Linked DNA regions of Homo sapiens: region 1 is linked to region 2. Evidence: chromatin loops called from intact Hi-C (ENCODE). Cell type or tissue: ascending aorta. All regions are shown on one strand. Region 1 overlaps RYR3 (ryanodine receptor 3). Region 2 overlaps RYR3 (ryanodine receptor 3).

What was found. Peaks named below come from ENCODE experiments on the same cell type or tissue, not always from the same donor. Only the 100,000 strongest peaks of a DNase experiment are listed, where the experiment ranks them.
Region 1: a loop joins it to region 2, with 5 times the contacts of the local background. A loop is called at or near these places in 6 of 110 quality-filtered maps.

What each region holds. Positions count from the first base shown.
Region 1 is chr15:33,421,222-33,429,221 of GRCh38, reverse strand. The region is part of intron 1 of RYR3 (ryanodine receptor 3); the gene reads right to left. Among named protein-coding and RNA genes, the nearest start is that of RYR3, 110 kb to the right of the region's middle. In ascending aorta, no CTCF peak of the experiment used is centred here; a DNase peak (open chromatin) is centred at 3,841.
Region 2 is chr15:33,480,096-33,488,095 of GRCh38, reverse strand. The region is part of intron 2 of RYR3 (ryanodine receptor 3); the gene reads right to left. Among named protein-coding and RNA genes, the nearest start is that of RYR3, 170 kb to the right of the region's middle. In ascending aorta, no CTCF peak of the experiment used is centred here; no DNase peak of the experiment used is centred here.

The sequences.
Region 1 (8,000 bases), 59 kb after region 2:
TCCTCTGGGGACCCTGGTGGAACAACTCTTAAAATTGCTCAGACACAGTTGAAAGATCCCTCCCAGGCCTCCTGCATCATGTTTCCACGATTATTCTAAGGGAGTATGAGAAGACGAAGGATGCGAGCAGGAGAAAAGGCAAAACAAACTCCTGCAGTGCCCGCCCACTAAACAAAGTGTCGTTTTTCCTCCAGGATGCCTCAGCCACTGGGCAACTTAACTAGGTTCCTGTAGAAGTGCTGCTCCTGAAATTCCCAAGCTCTAACAGTAAAGAATCTCAGCAGCTTCAGGAAACAGAAGTCATACGATGTTCAAGTCACACTTGGGGACCTGGTATATTGTGTTATCTCAGGTATTTGAAAAGTTCTGTGAAAAACTTAATGTGGTACCCTATACAATTATGCTAACAACTTTGACTTTTTTTCACTAACATGTATCCCCTGAACTATAACTGTTTATTACTCATCTTAAAAATATGAAGTCACGGAAAAAAAAATCCTCTAACTTAATTGGGTCTGACTATGTGAATGCTAGAAAATAAGGAATCAAGTAATCTTAGATTGAAACACACCTGCAAAGTTTTTTATTTTTTTGCTCATCTTCCTCTTGGAGGAGACAGAAAAAAAAACTCTGAATAAACTAAGATTAAGGTTTTGTTTCCACGTGGGTATTTATGCTGCCTTAAATGGATATAGGAAAACCCAGAAATGTAGGTCTAAGGTATTTTGTTTTTATTATCTGTCCAACAAGAGGATTTTGTTTATCTGAGATATCTGGGTGAGGATTATTAAATTACTAAAATCTTCGAAGTACAAAACTTAATATCTACCTGCACACAATGACTTTTCATAAATTGAGAGAAAGCAAAACCTTTCTTTGAGCAGAGCTTTTTAAACCCAAGAGAGCACCTGTCATCAATAACTGAATGTACACATGTTAAGGATCATTGTGCCATTTGATATGGAATTAGCTCATTAACTCGAATGCAATACAAGAGACAGGGACAGGTAGAAGAAGAAGGAAATGTGCGCCATCTATATGATGAACAATAAGCTTATCTGGAAATCCTAGATCATTCACTATTGGGGTGGCCTTCTACTACCACAAACCAAAGACAAAGACACAAGCCTTACCTTCAAGGAGCTTACAATACAAAGATAACAGACAATGCATGGCACCATGTTATATCTGATGATAGGGATTGATAAGGGAGAAGAGGTCAGGTCAGAGAGATCTCCGTTTCTGGGAGAAGAAGGGATTTCAGAAAGGCTTCAGCAAGATAGTAGTTCCCACATGAGCATTTCCTGTCTACTTAAGGCCTGCCCTTTGCTATTCTCTTTGGATCAGAGCTTCTACCCAGAAATAAGGCTGCCCAGCGGAAATGGGGGAAAAGAGATACAGCCATGAGGCTCCTTTAGTGTCTGACTAATAGACTCCAGTTTCATGTTTTATATTCACCAATCTCAACCTGCTCTTTCTACATCTGGCTTTCATTGTGATACCACTGACTGCTCGGAGATGTGAGGGGAGCTTTGCACAGGTGCATAAATATTCATTTCAGAGAGAGCCATGAATAAACTTCCAGTGATGTAATACAACATCTAGTTCCAGAAAATAAAGTCAAGAGTTTGAAAAAAGATTGTCATCCCAAAAAGTATTTTTCAAAACGAGAATACTAGTCATAAACCTGCACTGAAGAGAATACCCATAACATATACACAAAAAAATGTAGTTGTGAGCAGCATTCTTTATTACTACCAATCAGAGTTTGAATATTTTTCATTTGTTTTTTAGAGATGAGGTCTATGTTGCTTAAAACTCCTGGGCTCACATGATCTTCCTGCTTCAGCCTCCCAAGAAGCTGGGACTATAGGTGCACACTATTGCACCCAGCTTTGAATCATTTTGGCCTGTAGTCAGAAATATCTTAACATCCATTCATAAAATGAAATTGGGGCCAAATCCAACAAAGAGTGGAACATTAAATTTTGATACTGCTGTACTTTTAGAGTGAATACCCACAGACTCACATACCCACACACTTCTATACCCTGTTCAGTGCCTTTCTGCATATCCTCCTGGATCCCTGTATCCATCAGAGGCCTCTCCAGCTGGTAACTATAGAACCCAGCTGTTATGAACTAAACGTTTGCATCTCTCTCTTCTCCCAAATTCATAAGTTGAAGTCTAAATCCTTCATGTGATGGCATTTGGAGGAGGGGCTTTTGGGAGATAGTTAGATTCTGAGGGTGGGGCCTTTATAAATGGGATTTGTGCCCTTATAAGTAGACAGAAAGACCAGAGCTCTCTCATCCCATCATGTGAGGATACAAGAGAAGCCAGCAGTCGGCAACCCAGAACAGGGCTCTCACCAGAACCTGATCATGCTGGTACCACAATCCCACACTTCCAGACTCCAGAACTGAGAGATATAAATTTCTGTTATTTATAAGCCACCCAGTCTGTGATATTTTGTTACAGCAGCCAGAATTAACTAAGATGCCAGTAAATAAGACTAAGATTCCAATCCTGGTTCTGCCACTAATCAGCTGGTAATATACTTAACTACCAGCCTCAGTTATATCTTTGTTAAATCCAGATGATAAGAATACCCAAAAGGGTTATATGTACATAAAATCACTTAACCATGTATCTTGTGTAGTTTTTTAAATTAAACTGCCTTTAGTACAAAAAGTTACACCCTTACCACTAAAAGGATAAGAAAGTACTACTTCCAGGAGCAACATTTTCTCTAACACCTGGCTAAAAAATATGGAATAGTGCCTGTAGCCTGCAATCTTCTGAACTCAGCAACAAAGGCCCATCCTCACTTCTGAGCCTGGATCCAACATCATCTGAAATCTGGAAGCCAGGCTGAAGAGTACCAAAGGACCACAGGGGATGCCCACATTTGCCACGTTTTCTTAAAAAAAATTAACATTTTTCAACTCAGTAATTTCAAAGTATTGAAATCAAAGTATTTTAAAGTATTAATTCAATTCCTGATATTTTTCTATTTTGCATCACCTGTCAAGAAGCTCGTAAGTTTTACATCTACTTTACAAAGAATGCTTAACATATACTTTTGCTGTAACTTTTCTCCTGACTCACACTGCCTTCTTCTCACATTAAATACCTCTTCAAAATAATGCTACTGATTTGTAGCTTTAATTAAGATTTTTGATCTTTACATAACATCAGAGGGTCAGGGAGCTCAATTACAAACAATGTAGGAACATATCAGTATATTTTCTTTAAAGATTTAAAGAATAAAAAAACAGTCCAGGCGCGGTGGCTCATGCCTGTAATCCGAGCACTTTGGGAGGCCAAGGCGGGCGGATCACGAGGTCAGGAGATTGAGACCATCCTGGCTAACACGGTGAAACCCCGTCTCTACTAAAAATACAAAAAAATTAGCCGGGTGTGGTGGCGGGCGCCTGTAGTCCCAGCTACTCGGGAGGCTGAGGCAGGAGAATGGCATGAACCCGGGAGGCGGAGCTTGCAGTGAGCCAAGATCACGGCAATTCACTCCAGCCTGGGCCACAGAGCGAGACTCCATCTCAAAAAAAAAAAAAAAAAAAAAATTGTGAGTCTCAACCTAGTAGAAGCTTCAGACCAAATGGTGTCAGAAAACAGACTGTAGACTATAGCAGACAACACAGGGTTATTTTGTTGGTGTTTACTTCTGAATTGCTACCTATTGTGGTCTCCCTCTTGAATCCTTTGCAAACAGCAGGATTTCTCTTCTCTCTGTAGTTTTAGATTTCACCAGAAATTCAGAAGCTGAGTCAGGACTACATGTGGCCCCATCTGCCAAGCAAGAAGGCTGAACTGTTTTGGAAATACAATGACGACAGGAGGAGTCAGAATTTCCCACAGCCTCTCCAGCAAACAGACAGACTACAATTGCTCCAACTAGATTTTACATTCCTCAAAGCCACAGGACAAGCAAGAACATTTATCTTGAAAAGCCTCATTAACAGAAACATCTTATGCAATTCTTTATCTCCTTTAGGGGGCTATTAAAGTGACTTACACCAACTGGGTATTCAACAGAGTTGCTGAATAAGTAAAACGCGGTGGAGATCAACACTAGCACACAGGATTCATCCATGGTGCACTTTTAAGGAGTCTGTTGACTGTATGGCCACATGAAAGGACAGGTAAGTTTCAAGATGTGGAAACTCTTCCCACAATCCTAACCATGCCAAGTTAGAAAACAAGGGAATGGGGCTGATTGCTGTAGGTAAAGTTATTCCCATATTCCCATTTTCTTCTTCTTGTTTTTCAAAATGTTGCCAGGCTGGACTCAAACTCATGGGCTCAAGTGATTTTCCTGCCTTAGCCTTCCAAGTAGCTGGGGCTACACGCACACACCACCATGCCCGGCTTCTCATCTTTGCATCTTGATAGAGGCCCTATAGTGCTCATCATATAAATAAGATATGATAAATAAGATAAATAAGACACAGAAGAGTTCACAAAAACCCCCATGTGATGACAGATAATCACTCTAACAGAGATAGGTGAGCCTAGACCCAGTCCAATATATGCCAGGTGGGGCTTCAGAGAGAGGAATCTTTTTATAGGCTTCAGAGAAAGGATAATTTCCTTAAATGTGGCTCAATCAGGCAGATGGGAGAGCATGCACTGAGCTATCAGTCACATGCTTATCTGGTCTACACTGGCCAGTGGCTTAGGAGGGCAGCAGACAAGGCTAGCGACCTACGCTGCAAAGGGCCTCTTACAAAGTACCAAACAGTTTGAAGTTTGTTTTGAGAAAACAGAAATTTGAAGTGGCTCAAGCAGAGAAGTTCCATAATCAGGTTTTTAGAAAAATAACTCTGCAGGCAGTATTAATAGCACCCCAACTAACCCCATTTGTCTATGTGCCAAGCAATGTACTAAGGGCTTGACCTGTCTTGTCTTCACAATAGCCCTGTTGGGTAGGCAATGTTGTCCTCTTTTATAGGTAAAGAAACAGGTGTTCACTGAGATTAACTGACTTGTCTGAAGTGTCATGGCTAGTAGTGGCAGAGCTGGGACTCAGACCAGGTTCTCATTCTGATGCCTGTGCACTTAAGCACTATGCTGTACTGCCTGCAGTATTTAGGAGGAATGAGAAAAAGAGGAGATCAGGAAATGAGGGAACAGTTTGCAAGCCACTGTACTAGTCTAGCCCAGAGACTAGGGACATCTGAACCAGGGCAAGGAGAGTTCACCAAGAGTACTAGCAAGGCATATTGACATGGCCAAGAGCTGCCGTTTAGCAAACTGATCCTGGGTGCATTGGAGGATATTTCAGAGCAACGGGTTTTCTTACTTTAAAATTTTTAGAAGAATGCTTCAACTGACAAGCCTTAACTTGGAAATAAAAGTCTATAATCAATTATTTTCTATGGCAAAAATAGGAACACTTAAGAAACCTCATGAACAAAAATGTGTTCAAAGCTTATTACTCACTACAAAATATTTTTGCATATTCCAAATCCAGGGTGCATAAGAGCACAATGAGATTCTACTTCACACCCACTAGGATGGCTATGACAATATTAAAAAAAAAACCTGGAAAATAATAAATGTTGATAAAGATGTGGAGAAATCAGAATCCTCGTACATTGCTGGTGGAAGTGTAAAATGGTAAACAGTGGAAAACAGTTTGGTGGGTCCTCAAAAAGTTAAATGTAGAATTACCATGTGACCCAGAAACTCCACTTCTAGGTATATATCCAAAGGAACTGAAAGCAGGAACTCAAACAGATGCTTACAGGCCAATTCACAATAACCTAAGGTGGAAACAATCAAAGTGTCTGTCAACAGATAAATGGATAAACAAAATACAGTCTATACATACAATTGAATTTTATTCAGCTATAAAAAAGGAATGAAGTTCTGATACATACTACAACATGGATAAACTCTGGAAACATTTTGTTAAGTGAAATAAGTCAGACACAGAAAGACAAATATTATATAATTTCAATTATATGAAATTTCTAGAATAGGCAAATCCATAGACACAGAAGGTAGATTTGAGATTACCAGGGGCTGGAGGCAGGGATGGAGAGTTATTGCTTAATGGTTGCAAAGTCTCTATTTGTGGTAATGGAGATGTTTTGGGAATAGTGGTGATGGTTGTAAAACATTGTGTAAGTACTTATTACCACTGAATTTTAACCATTAAAATTAAAACTTGTTAAAATGGCAAACTCAATGTTATATATATGTTACAATTTAAACTCCCTTGAAGCAAAATAAAAACACTAATATGCAAAGTTTTCTCAACTACTACAAGAGGGAATAAATGCAACCTTGTCTTGTCTTTAGGTCTATGTCAAATGCAAATATGCTTAGAACTAGATGCCTTTAAAATATATTATTCAAACCAATTCAATGGCTTTCTGCAGGCTAATATTTAAACTGTTTTACAGGGGATACAAGGCCTCTGCTGATCTGGTTCCTACTTACCTGTCCAAGCCCAGGTTCATCTCTCATACTACCTCTGCTATCTATAAATTCATGGCCCCACGATACAGAAGAGTCCCAGGATGTGCGAGGTTCTCTCCTCTCTCTCTCTGCTTGCCCACGCAGTTCTGTGTATTTAGAAAGGGCTCACATACCACCCCTACCCCAACTCTTATCATCTAGCCTAATGAATCCATGATCAAGCCTTCCCCACACTTCTGAAGCTCCTTTACCCATGGCCCATTACCTTGATTTATCCCTCTGCAATGGCAATCACAATATTCCAATTCCTCATTTGCATGTCTGTATTCTACTACACTGTTACTTTATTAAGAACAGGAAATATGCCATTCCATATTTCTCTACAAGGACTAGTATTCCATAAATGGTTTTTAAATAAATGAGCAAGAGACTAAGCCCAGCACTCAGCTGGGGAGTAAAGATTCTGATCACCTGTATTCTAAGATGAAGTCACTCACTGCTGCTGCCTCATTGTCCTTCAGTGGACACCAAGTTTAAGTATGAATACCAGGTGTCAAGTAATAAAACAAAAACAAAAAAACCATCAAAGTCAGAAAAGCCTCAAAGGATCACCCCCACAGTGAGACTATCCACACAAACTGGAACCTGAGGAAGTTCTGAGAAGGCAAGTGGGAAGGAGTTTATTGAAAATGTGCTCCATGTGAAACAGAATTGTTCAATTATAATAATGAACTGAAGTAGCACTGCAGTGAAGGAAGCAAAATCTTAAGGTGAAGAGTAAAAATGTTAGTAATCACCCAATACTACCAACCTCAAAAAATGAGTAATTTGATTATTCTTATCTAAATATGTCTGTTTCCAAGCAGGTCTTCCACATTTTATGGGACTAAATTAAACCTCTTTTAAAATTCATCCGTTTTTCTTTGTTCTGCTTCTACATCTGACAATTGGGTTACTCTGAAGTTCTACCTAACAGATGGAACTGATATAAATAGGGGATTTTCCAGTCATCGGAAATAAATGCTTCTAAATAATAATTCACAGAATAATACTCAGATTTATAAACTCCTGTGAGTTTGGTCACTATGAATTAGGGCCTCATCAGCATGACCTAGGTTATTTGATTATTACTCTTAGAGGTCTAAGAGTAAGCTCATTGTCTCCTACTGATCTTTCAAAAACCCCTCCTCTGCCAGCATTCCTTATTTCACACCATCTACCTTTGTTTGGGAACCAGAAACCTAGACATCATCCTAGAGGCTTCCTTCGCCTTTTTATTGTCCACATCCGATTCTCACCAAGCCCCTATAACCTTTCCCAAACCATACAGATTAGATTACTTCCATCCTCAATGTCGTTATCCTAGTCCAGGCCTTGGTTTTTCACCTGGATTCATACAACAACTCCAAATTGATCTCTGTGTCTTTAGTCTTGTCTCCTTTCAACCTACCTCTAGGCTCAGACTCATTGCAAAAGCAGCTCTAATTAGATAACTCCCTTGCATGAGGTCCTTCTAAATACCTTACACAATCAATGACATCTTCTAATATCTG
Region 2 (8,000 bases):
ACAATATAGATGAGGAGAGATCTCAGAGTTAAAAGGTGGATGTTTTTTTCTTTTCTACTATGGGTTCAACAAATGACAAATACATTAATAAACTTGACATGTGTTGCACTTGACTTCTATGCTATTTCTTTAGATATCTATTTCCCTTCTCCATTCCTTGACTGTTAGAAATAGCAGAACGTGAGGAGCAATGTGGATGTAGAAACAGGAAGATAATTTCCTGAAAGAAAACAGTTCAGCTGCCAATCACGAAGAACTGGAATGTGGAGCCATGTTTTTCAGAATCTGAACATAGTTAGGATTGCATCCCAACCCTTCACCTTGAAGTTGCATATGGATGAATATGAAATGACCCTTTTTGTTCTGCCTGCATGTGACAGCAATAATCCCTGGCACAACAGGAACAACGGCCTGATGTAGGCTAGTTTCTCAATGCATAGTGCCCACCATGGTCCCCATAGAACCTCACCACAGGGCCAGCCCACCATATGTGCATAAGATTGAACATTCTTAGTGAACTCTGTTCACCCAAAATGTTGGGCAGCAAGGCTTGTACTTGTAAACAGGCACTCTGGTAGCTAAGATAAAAAAGAATGTCTAGGTCAAACAAAACGACTATCCAGCATCTATCTGCTACATGCCACTACATGCCCACCATGCTCCAGAAGACAGCAGGATTAAACCCAAAAGTCTCATGCCCTTGTTTTGTTTTCTTTCAGCAACTGCCACTATCTAAATCCTCTGCTGTATCATTTTTCCTCTTCTGTATTTTCATTTTCTTAGTTCTCTCACCCTCCATTCACCTAACTCAGCCTTTTGCCCATTCCAACCCTGCTGGAATGCCTACTCCGGGATCAATATGCTCAATCATCCACCTCACACTTTTTTTTTTTTCTTTGAGATGGAGTCTTGCTCTGTCACACAGGCTGGAGTGCAGTGGCATGATCTCAGCTCACTGCAACCTCCGCCTCCTGGGTTCAAGCCATTCTCATGCCTTGGCCTTCCAAGTAGCTGGGACTATAGATGCCCACCACCACACCTGGCTAATTTTTGTATTTTTAGTAGGTATGGGTTTTTGCCATGTTGGCCAGGGTGGTCTTGAACTCCTGGCCTCATGTGATCCATCTGCCTCGGCCTCTCAAAAGTCCTGGGATTACAGTCATGACCCACTGCGCCCAGCCATCCATCCCAAAGTTCTCCCTGGGCACCACTTCTCACTCTGAGCCTGAACAAATGAAACTCAGGTCCTCCCAAAGGACCCTGCTTCTCTTGGGGACTTCCTAATCACAGGATACTCATTCTCTCACCAAATAACTCAGGCTCACAAGGTGGGGCCTATGCACTTCTGCTGCTCAGCACTGGTTTTAGATCATTATTCTTCTACAAACTGTTAACTCTAAGATTTGCAAACCTGGCAACATCACCCTCTACTCCCCTCCTCTTTGATGTTTGTGTACTTTGACCTATTATTCCTTTACTGAAATCTGTCTTCTCTTCATTTCTGCTCCTAGTGATTTGAACATTCATACTGATATATGGTTTTGTGTCCCCGCAAAAGATATGTTGAATTCCTAACCCCCTGTACCTGTGAATATGACCTTATCAGATATAATCAAGTTGAGATGGAGGCCCTCTTACAAGGTGATTGATGTCCTTTATACGAACAACAAAATGCTATGTACAGGCAAAGACGTGCACAGAGAAAAAAGCCACGTAAAGATGGAGGCAGAGACTGGGGTTATGCTTCCACAAACCAAAGAATGCCTAAAGCTACCAGAAAATGGAATGGGCAAGGAAGTATCCTGCCCTAGAGACTTTGGAAGGAGCATGGCCCTGATAACACCTTGATTTCCAATTCTAGCCTCCAGAACTGCAAGAGAATAATTTGTTGTTTTCAGCCATCTAGATTGTGGTAATTTGTTACAGTAGCCCTACTAATGAATGAATATTCCATCTTACAACTCCTCAGTTATTTGGCTTCCTCTTTATCAACGATCTTCCACGCTCCAAGTCAGTCACACCCTCTCATGGTCATACACCTAGGGGTTGTTTCTATGTCCTCTACTCTGAGACCTCTGACTGAGACAGGCCACTGTCTAACCATGTACTCATCTTCCAACTTGCTCGCTCACTCATTAAACTACTCTCCCTACTATTTATATCCTTTATACATTTTCACTCCTATCTTTTGTTCTTTCCTCATTCAACTTAAATTCCAAGACTCCATGGTCCAATCTCCTCAACTCTTTTGCCCCTTTGTTGTTTATCATACTTGCCTGGCAACACTTTGATCCTGGCTGAATTTAACAATCCACTTTCTTCATGCCTGTGCTGGGACTGCTGCAGAGAGTGACACAATCTAGAAAATGCGTAGCACTAAAAATTCATGGTCGTCATCCTCAAGTGGTCTTCAACCCTATGCTCTCACACTATTTGGAAATGCCATTATTCTTCTCTAGGCAGCTCCCTCTCCAAAACTTTCTGCACAAAAACCTACAGATCCACCCTCATCCTTGACGTTTTCCTTCCTATTCAATGAAACATGAGTTCCTCATTTATCTGAAAGTCAGTTCCTTGTCTCTGTTCTTAACACCAGGCCTTTCCACTGTATCGGCAATTTTGCACACTGACCACCTCTTCCCTCTCCTGTATCTCCTCTCTTCTCTTTTCCACATATATCTTCCCCTCAGCATTTAAACATTCTGAAGTCTTTCCTATTTCAAAAATCCTTCCATTCTAAGACCCTATCCTGCCATCATTCTCTTTCAGAGATGCCTCATTGGTTGTCTTTATTTTCTTACTTTCTTCTTATTGCTCAAGTTCTCTAAATTGGCTTCTGTCCTCACCACATGCCATTGAAAGAGCTCCCTCCAAGGTTGTCACTGGCCTCCATGTCACTTTATCTAATGGACATGCCATCTTCTCCAAGTGGTATTCTACCCTATGACTATATTCCTTCTTGATATTCTTCTCTTGATTTCTGTGACTTCTATGACACACATGCCTATTTCTTTTCTGATCTCTCAGGATGTTCCTTCTTATCGTTTATTTCTCCATTCATTTTTAATTATTGACATTTCCCAGGCCCTCCTCTCTTTTTAATAAACATTTTCTGTATTCACTCTCATAGTGTGATTTACCAATTCCTTTACTAAGGAGTTACTTAAGCCAGTAACTCCTGAACATTACTTCCATCCCAACCTCTCTTTTGAACTCTTAAGTCATATATACAGATGCCTACCAAAATTTTCTGTTGGATGTCTTACAGGCTTTTTGAATTCCACATGACTAAAATTTAGTTCATAAATTCCATCTCCTCCCTCTGTCTTCCTTTATCCCTCCTCCAATATATGCCCTATTTCACTCAATGATATGTCAGCCAGTTACAGGCAGCTAAAACCTATAACTCTAGCATCATACTTGACTCCTCCTACCTTGATCCCTTTGCCACTCCATGAATTGTTACCCATACCTGAATTCAATGTAATCCAAGCCTATTCATCTCCTATTCACATGAGGAATCTATACAATGATCACAAGTCTATGTTTTCCTTCAGCAATAAGTCCCTATACATGTTCAGCTCCCATCCTTGCTACTTCAAAATCTGTGCCCTCATCACCTATCTTTTCTTTTGCATATGCCAAAACCATACTCAATTTAATTCCCTCTCTAGTAGTGCCATCTATTAGAGAGGAAATTAAATTGAGTGAAGCTTTGGCATATGCCAAAGAAAGTTCTATCTTTTGCATATGCCTATAGTTCTATCTTTTGGAACCTTCTCTTTCCTTTTCTAGGGCCCTTTTCTTCTCTTCCTAGAAACATGCTTGTGTCTCTTATGAAAACTTTTTCTTTACAACCTTAAAACTTTTTCTTTATAAGACTTCAATTCTACTTCAACCGTCATTTTTTTTTTCTCTTCTTCATTTAAACACTCAACTTCTTTTAAAGAGCAATGAATACTCATTGATGAGGTTCTGGTTCAGGTAATGGTGGAACTACCTATAGCAAAATAATCCTCTTGCCAATAACAATGATACATTCTGGATAAATATTTAAATAAATAACTATTTGAAGGCACCAGGGAGCAATCTAGAACTGAAAGGAATATTACTTTTTAAAGATGAGAAGTCAATCAGGTGCTATAAACATTTAATTAAATTTTCTTCTAAGGGTACTCTCCTGTTCATAGGATCCATGGGGAATAGATGTCAAGAAAAAGGCTTCTAGGAAGTAAGAGACCTGAGTATGGGGCTACCAGAATGTCTGGAAATAGAAGAGGAGAAATGTTAGGAACAAGGAAACCACCATAGATTAATAAAACCCAAGATCAGTATACAAATTCCCCTCAATTTGTTTGCCAACTCATAAGCTATATAAGACAGCATTGCTAGAAAGCAACAGCTAAAATGCTTAGAATAAGCAAAAGTTTCAACAGCTACTTATTTCTGGAATGGCAAAATTTGGTTTTCAAGTCTGGCTATTTAGAGGTGTTTAGAAAATACTGCAGGCTTTTCATTAAAATCCCAAAAGACTACATCTGGAGACCAGGAACAGCACCTTAGAACTAAGGGCAAAATTTAAATGGAGCAAGCTGGCACAAGATGAAGGAGACACACTAGTAATTTAACTGCCAGCTACAACAAAATACAATATTCCTCAGGGGGCAGACAACAGAAACCAGAATAACTATAAAATATCATCTACAATGTTCAGTATAAAATTTAAAAATACTAAATATTAAAGGAAATAGGAAAATGTGACTTATAACCAAGAGCAAAGTCAGTCATTAGAAGCAGACCTACAGACATTCAAGACGTTGAATTGGTAGTCAAGGATTTAAATAATGATTATAAATTTATTAATGAATTTACCAAAAAAATGGGAATAATGGGAGAAGAGAGAGATAATGGAAGGGGAGAAAGAATAATGGAGGAGAAAGAAGAATCTTAGAAAATAAACAGAAACCTTAGAAATAAACAACTGCAAACTTTAGAATTTAAAAATAAAAGCCTGAAATAAATTCATTAGAGGGGGTTAATAGCACATGTACATTAAAAAAGGGAATAAATAAATATAAAATAGGTCAATGGAAAGTATTCAGGCAGATGCATAGATAAAAAAATAGTTGAAGAAAAAATGGATAGAGTCATAGTGACCTGTGGAACAATATAAAACAATCTAACATATAAGTAGTTGGAGTCCCAGGAGAGAGTAAATATGGCACATAAAATATTTTAAGAAATAATGTCCCCCAAATTCTATACTTAATGAAAAACAACAACCAAAAGATCCATAAAGCTCAGCTCATCAAAATCCAGGCAAGATAAATTTAAAGAAAACTACCCTCAAACACATCATTCAGATTGCTAGAAACCTGACTGGGCACAGTGACTCACGCCTGTAGTCCCAGCACTTTCGGAGGCTGAGGTGGGAGGAGCACTTAACGTCAGGAGTTCGAGACCAGCCTGGCCAACATGGTGAAACCCTATCCCTACAAAAATACAAAAATTAGCCAGGCATGGTGGCTTGCGCCTGTAATCCCAGCTACTCAGGAGACTGAGGCAGGAGAATTGCTTGAACCTGGGAGGGGGAGGTTGCAGGGAGCGGAGATGGCGCCATTGCCCTCCAGCCTGGGTGACAAGAGTGAAGCTCCATCTCAAACAACAACAAACAACAACAACAACAACAAAAACCAAATTGCTAGAAGTCAAAGATAAAGAAAAAAATGTTAAAACTTTCCAGAGGAAAAGGTTTGTTACATATAGAAGAATGATGATAAAAATGAGAGCTAACTTTACATCATAAACAATGGAGGCAAAAGGGCAATAAGATGCCATCTTCAAAGTGCTGCAAGAAGAAGAAAAAAAACTAAATAATGATTTTTTATCCAGAGAAAAATCCTTCAAAAACAGGGACAAAATAAAGACATTCTCAGTGAAAAAGAAGCTTGGAGAGTTTGTCCCCAGCAGATCTGAAGTATAAGAAACACTAAGGAATATCCTTCAGGTTGAAGGAAAATGCTACCAGATAGAAATCTGGATCTAGAGGAGAGAAAAAAAGAGCACTGAAAATGGCAAATACATTAATTTTATAAAAGGTTCTTCTTCCCTTTTATTTCTTTAAAAGACTATTGACATTTTGAAACAAAAATAAAAATGTGTTACACATTTTAAATGGGTAGAAATAAAATCTCTGACAATAATAGCACAAAAGATATAAGGGAATTTGTATAAATATGAATGCAAGGAAAACTGTGATAAGTTAACGATTTATATTTTAATTACTAAAAAAAAAAAAAAAAAAAAGTATTCAAGGCCAGGCCTGGTGGCTCACTCCTGTAATCCCAGCACTTTGGGAGACTGAGGCGGGTGGGTCACCTGAGGTCAGGAGTTCCAGACCAGCCTGGCCAACATGGTGAAACCCCATCTCTACTAAATATACAAAAAATTAGCTGGGCCTGGTGGCAGGTGCCTGTAATCCCAGCTACTTGGGAGACTGAGGCAGGAAAACTGCTTGAACCCAGGAGGCAGAGGTTGCAGTGAGCTGAGATTGCATCATTGCACTCCAGCCTGGGTGACAGAGCAAGACTCTGTCTCAAAAAAACCCAAAAAAAAAAGTATTCAAAAATAATACTAAGAGGTAGAGCTAAAAAGCCAACAGAGAAGATAAAATGTCATAACTTTACTTTATTTAAAGGCAAAAAAGGAGAAACAGAAGAACAAAATCCAGAGGAGACAAAAGAATAGCATGAAGGTAGACTAAAACCTGAGTATCTAATTATTACAATAAATGTAAATGAATAAAACATTCCAATTAAACACCAGAGATTGTAAAATGGGGTAGGAAAACAGTACTTACCTATATGTTGTTTATAAGGGATACATTTTAAATATAAAGATATAAATACATACATAAGGTAAAAAACTGATGAAAAAGATGTACCATATAAACAGTAAGCATAAGAAAGCTTATGGCTACACTAGCATGAGTCAAAGCATACTATAAGACCAAGGACAAATAGGACAATTTGATAATGACAAAAGGATCAATTCATCATGAAAAACAAAAATTCTGAATACACATGCACCTAATAACAGAGCTTTAACATACATGAAACAAAAGTGACAGAACTAAAGAGAGACAAATCCTCATAGTTTTTAACACCTTTCTCTCAATAATTGATAAAACAGCAGACACATTTCAGTAAGGACATAGAAGATTTGAACACCCCTTTTGACCATCTTGACATCCATAAAACCTACATCCAACAACTACAGGACACACCATGTTTTCAAGACACCTGAAACATTCACCAACATAGACCATATGCTGGGCCATAAAATAAGTCTCCATACATTGAAAAAGATTGGAGTGATACACAGAATGTTTTCTGAGCACATCAGAATTAAAATAAAAATTAGTAACAATTAAAACTTATATCCCACTGATTCATTGTTTAAAACATCCACTCACTAACACTTTTTATCTAACTCCCTCTGACTCTCCTTAATATTTTACTTTTAAAAGTCACAAATATCCTCCTGATTCTTACATCCAGGCTTTCAAAAATTCAATTAGTTAATTCAGTACACATGGGCAACTTAACTAAGCCAATCAACATTTTCTGAGGACCTAATATGTGTATGACCCTGTGCTGATACTAAATGCTACTGCTTAAATATAGCACTTCTGATGTGTTAGGAACTGCTGTAAAGCATATTACAATTTTGAACCTGTGTCACTGAATCTTCATAATAATCCTATGAGATGGGTACAGTTTGAAGGATGAAGAAACTGAGGCAGAGAGCAGTAAAGTCATTTGCCCACAGTCACACAGCTAAGTGTTGGAGCCAGAATTACCAGTCCAGGCAGTCTGACTCCAGGGTCAAGTTTATTAAGCACTGTGCTATACAGAGCTATACAAAAGTCCTTGATGTCAGTGCTCACAGACTTGTGGAAAGGCAGAAGAAAAGTCAGATAAACTGTCACAAATTAAAGC